Regions from separate parts of the Homo sapiens genome. Here region 1 is linked to region 2. Evidence: read pairs that join two places in POLR2A ChIA-PET (ENCODE). Cell type or tissue: Panc1. All regions are shown on one strand.

What was found. ChIA-PET counts read pairs that join two places held together with the same protein. Peaks named below come from ENCODE experiments on the same cell type or tissue, not always from the same donor. Only the 100,000 strongest peaks of a DNase experiment are listed, where the experiment ranks them.
Region 1: POLR2A ChIA-PET joins it to region 2 with 7 read pairs; 2 of 35 experiments call an interaction of 5 or more read pairs at or near these places.

Annotation. Positions count from the first base shown.
Region 1 is chr9:124,355,509-124,358,008 of GRCh38, forward strand. It overlaps PSMB7 (proteasome 20S subunit beta 7), which reads right to left. Exons shown (of 8, transcript NM_002799.4): 7 at 1,256-1,407. It overlaps LOC100129034 (a long non-coding RNA gene), which reads left to right. Exons shown (of 1, transcript NR_027406.1): 1 at 1-2,500. Among named protein-coding and RNA genes, the nearest start is that of PSMB7, 59 kb to the right of the region's middle. In Panc1, no CTCF peak of the experiment used is centred here; no DNase peak of the experiment used is centred here; H3K27ac peaks cover 901 bases.
Region 2 is chr9:124,149,463-124,151,962 of GRCh38, forward strand. No RefSeq gene overlaps it. Among named protein-coding and RNA genes, the nearest start is that of NEK6, 110 kb to the right of the region's middle. In Panc1, no CTCF peak of the experiment used is centred here; no DNase peak of the experiment used is centred here.

The sequences.
Region 1 (2,500 bases), 210 kb after region 2:
CTTCACCATGGACTTGCTCAAATCACGCATCTTGCAAAATAACCAGCGAAGCAGGCTACATGGAGTACTTGGCTCCTGCCTACCTGGAGCTCGGCAAAGCCCGGTTCCCCAACACAGCTCTGGGCCTGAAAGGTGGCTTGCCTTCCTGCTAAAGGCCCGAGGGACTTCGTGGGCTCATTAGAGGTCATCTGGTTTAGCTCCATTTCCAAGACAGACTGATTTGCTGGAAGCCACCAAGCCAGCCACCAACACTCCCCAACCCCAGTGCCAGCGTTCTCTGGCCCCGTGCTGCCCCACCCCATCAGGAGCCCACTGAGCTTCCGCAAGGTTGAGTGCAGCCCACAGTGAATACCTGCTGGTTCTGAACGTTCCATTCCTTCCTTGTGAATTACTCCTGATGTGGAGTTGTGTGTGCAGTGGGAGATGGAAGCAAGCCTGCAGAAGGTGGTGCTCACTTCCTCGGGGCTACCGTGGAGCTGAGTGGGAGCCGTAGTTTATAAATGCCCTGTGCTGCACCCAGATGCTGCAGCTGGAAGCAGCACTCAGGGAGCCCATCCTGACCTGCCCGGGCTCCCAGAAGAGGTCAGGAGCCACAGGATGGTCAAGCAGCCGGACAATCACGAGACACTGCAAACGAGCTGCTCCTCTGACACATGCTAGCCACCAGGTTTGGAAACCTCCCAGTTCTGCTCAGCAAATCAACTAGAACCTTCTCCCACTGCTCTGAGTCTGCGCTGCACCACTGAGCCGAGGGGCCCACTCGGCATGTAGGCTCAGGCTCAATGGCACAACTCCCTGTAGCACAGCACACACACACTAGCTCCCAAGGCCACCTCTGGGAGGCTGTTAGCATTGCTGACTTACACCCAGTTAGGAATCTCGGGGCACTCTGAGGGAAAGTGCTGGGGCTGCCCTGAAAAATGCACCTTCTCCCAGAAATCAGGGGATTCTTTAAGACACTTGAGAAAGGACAGCAGATGATCCAAACCTCTCCGGCCCCACCTCCCAGCCTAGGGCTCTTTCCTGGGCCACCCTCCACCTCTCCCATCAAATTAAATCACTTTCCTACACCTGACAGCAGCCCACTGTCATAAAGCAAGTAACAAGCCGAAGGTCTGTGTGGGAGGTTGATTTGGGAACACTGGATGTACTTAATGTGGAAAGAACCAGGAAAACTCCATCCAGATGCCATGGAGATACCAAGGGTGGCCACGACGCCAGGGGACCCAGGAAGAACTTCGTCTCCTTCACTCACCTGGTCCCCTTCTTGTTGGGCACTGTGTATGGGCGGAGAAAATCCAGCTTGTTCTTGCTGATGACGCAGAGGTCAATGTTGCTTCCGGAGCCCAGGTCGTTGAAGATGCCAGCTGCGATGGCTTCGCTCACCAGATTCTTGGCTTCCTCCTCCTGAGAAACAGAACGGCGGCAATAATGTCCCCGGCCAAACTAGGGCCTGCTCTGACATCCGCAATGTACGTCCACTAGCAGTGCGCAAGACCTCCCGCGAGACAGGTGTTGTTTTTAATGCCCATCTCACAGATGAGGAAAAGATCTCAAAGTACCTTGATTATTTACCCAAAGTTCCCGACCCAGGCCTTTAAAACTTTTTATGCATGCACCGCCTCTTGACCACATCAGACAATCACCACAAAACGATGGGCTGACAGTTACTAGAGGGTTAGTAACTTATCTTTAAAAGGGCCAGGTAGTAAATATTTTAGGCTTTGTGGCCAAAAGTCTCTACCACACCTACTCAACTCTGTCACGCTAGCACAAAACAGCCACACACAAATACATTAAAAAATGGGTATAACTGTGTTCCAATAAAACTCTATTAGCAACAGGCAGTGGGCCAGATCTGGCCCACTGACTGCAGTTTACTAACTATCCCCTGATCAAGAATGTCCAACAATAGCTGAAAGTTACTTGAGAAAGTCAGCACTGTAGGAGGAAGAAACTAACACCAAAACACAAGCCGGTAGTTCTGGGGAAATGCTGGCAGACCAAGGGCGGGACCTCTTGCCCAGAATAATCTCTCTCTCCTACTAAGGAACCTATAGGTTCACTGAAGTAATCCATTACTTTGAATCACTCTCTCCTTTGCCCCACCTTTAAACACAAATCCCCATCCCTAATAGTTACTGGTGAACAGATGGACTCATCCCTTTCTTATCCGAGAAGCCCCATCACATGCTATGTCCTATCACATGCTATACCAGAAGCTAGGGCTGCAGAGGTGGATGACGCCCCCAGATCCCTGCCCCCTAGGGGCTTAAGAGTCTAGCAGGGGCACCTGACCCAAGTAAGTACAATGCAGGGTAAGGCTGGCTAAAGAGCACGTGAAAAGGAGCTGGGAACACAGCTGGTCAGCAGAGCTTCAGGGAGGGCTGAAGGACAGGCTGCACACGAGGCACTCAGAAAACAGCAGTGAAACAGAAGGCAGGCAGCAACGGCAGTGGTACTGGACCTGGGGAACACCAAGTTCAAGCTCTATATACAA
Region 2 (2,500 bases):
GCTCCACCCCCTGGGTTCACGCCATTCTCCCGCCTCAGCCTCCCAAGCAGCTGGGACTACGGGCGCCCGCCACCACGCGCAGCTAATTTTTTGCATTTTTAGTAGAGACGGGGTTTCACCGTGTTAGCCAGGATGGTCTCGATCTCCTGACCTCATGATCTGCCCACTTCGGCCTCCCAAAGTGCTGGGATTACAGGTGTGAGCCACTGTGCCCGGCCGGGCCCCACCTCTTAATGCCATCACATTGGGGATTACAATTTCAAGGTATGAATTTTGGGGGACACAAACATTAAGTCTTTGGCGCCATGTGATTCTGTCTCACTTGCCTTTCCTAGTGCCTGAATTTGGTTCTGATTTCCTATCTCTGAGACCTGCCCCATCTTCACTGTCTTCTAGTGGTACTATAGGTTGTTAACCTTGAATTTTCTTCTCAACTTCACTCATGATTTGAAGGATGTTCTAGTGCTCATCCATTGCTTCTCTGATATGGACTCCCACGGTTACCCGGGTGCTGACCTTGTTAGAGCCTACCTCCTAACAACTCCCAACATATCCCTTTCAGAATTATTTACTGCCAAATCCTTTTCATCCCTCAGAAGTCTGGGTTCTCTTTATTTACAAGGTGTATCTCTACCTACTATGGGAAGTTTGATCCATGTCAACAACGGTGGCAGGGTGGGAAGTGGCAGGCTCTGTAGGGAAATGCAGACCAATTTTCAGCACCAAGGAGAGTTCTGAGGAAGCTGTCTCTGGGATGATCTCCTCATGACAGAATCCTTTTACCCTGGGGAGCTCATAAATACCCTGTAGGTCACATCCACAGGGAAGAATTGTGTACTATATCCCTAGGGTATCAAATGATTTCATCTTCCTATGTTAACTATAAGTGACTGCTAGTGGCTTCCCAAAGAGCTCTCTTGGGGAGAAAAATGAAATCTTGTGTATGTTTAACAGGAAATTATTCCAAGATTGATTAACGACTAATTAATTAATTTCCATAGGTGGAAAATGAGTGAGCCATGAAATGGTTGCTAGGCATTTGCCAATGCTAGTCTAACCCTTAGAATATCATGATTCTTAGCTGAATAATTCAATCCTATCCTTCAACAATCCTAACTAATTCTTCATATTTGTTATTTGGCAAATATCTTGCTGCAGGCTTGAACTTGTGCTTCACTTATTGACAGTTTTCTCTATTATCTTCCAGTAGATGACTGAGCGTCTGCCTTGCTTTTTCTGTTCAATATTTTGGCTCCCTGAACCCTAATCCACCAAGCTGAGACCTTGGACTTCCATTTTGGCTTTGATATCCTCCCAGGTGTCTGCCATTATCTATGACAGTCTGTGTCCTAAGAGTGGTCTTATTTCAATCTAGATGGACTTTTCTCCCAGTCAGAACTGCAACACCTCTTTGCATGCCTCTGTTTATGTTAATCAAGGGATCAACCCTAGGAATATCAATTCCATCCCAGGCCAGGAGCAAGCACCTAGGCACCTTTAGGCTCTTTGATTTGATCTCTTTTCCTCCTGCTTTACTTTTCCATTTGTCTTTCCAGTCCTGACCATGCTGAATGCCAGCATCCTCCTGCATCTTCTCTGTTTTCCTTGAATACTGAGGAGCTCCAGTTTAGAAGAGGCTACATTCAGAGCATGCTCCAACCCCTGACCACCATCTCACCTATCTCCTATCTGGACTCCTGGCAGGATGCTCAGACTGCAAACACAAATATAGACCTCTGTGCCTGGCACAACAAGACATTGATCTCATGAGTCTCAACACCATTTCTTGTTCCCTCTGGGTATCTATGCTCAGGACTCCCCCACAGCCTTCTGAGTTCCATTCGCTGAGAGACTCTCAAGGGTCAAAGACCAGGGATGCTTCCCTATAGAAAGGAGGAACAGAGCATGCTGAAATGGGTCTCTGGGATCTCCTGCCCATCTTGGAATCATATTCCCTTCATATATAATCAGACACTCTGACATTATCTTAGTTTATAACTATTATAACAGGCAGGCTGGGATGTTGGTCAGAATGGAGAGACTTGGGCCCTGTGGGAATCTGGGTACAATGATCAGCAGGATCTTGAGGGAGCATCTGAGCACAGAGCTGGGCTGTCGCCTGTAGGTTCAACTTCCACAGTCTTTTGCTCTTTATCTTTTTTCTGTCTCTCTCAGAACTCCAGGCTTCGTGTCTTCCCTTTCTCCTTTTCTTACTCCTCCCTCTGTTCCCTCTGCTTTTCTTCCTTGAAAATAACTTTTAATTAATCTTGTTTTTATTTTAAAGTGATCTTTTTATTTGGAAAATACAGTAAAACACCAATAACTGAAAATTCCGTCATTCAGAGGCATCCACTATTACCACCTGCCATATTCTTCCAGTCTCTTTCCTTTTTTTCTTTTTTTTAACAGAATGATTTCAAATTTGTTTATTAATACAACAATAAACGATCCCATCTTGGTTGTCAAATATTTCAACGATAGAAATACAGACAGTAAAATT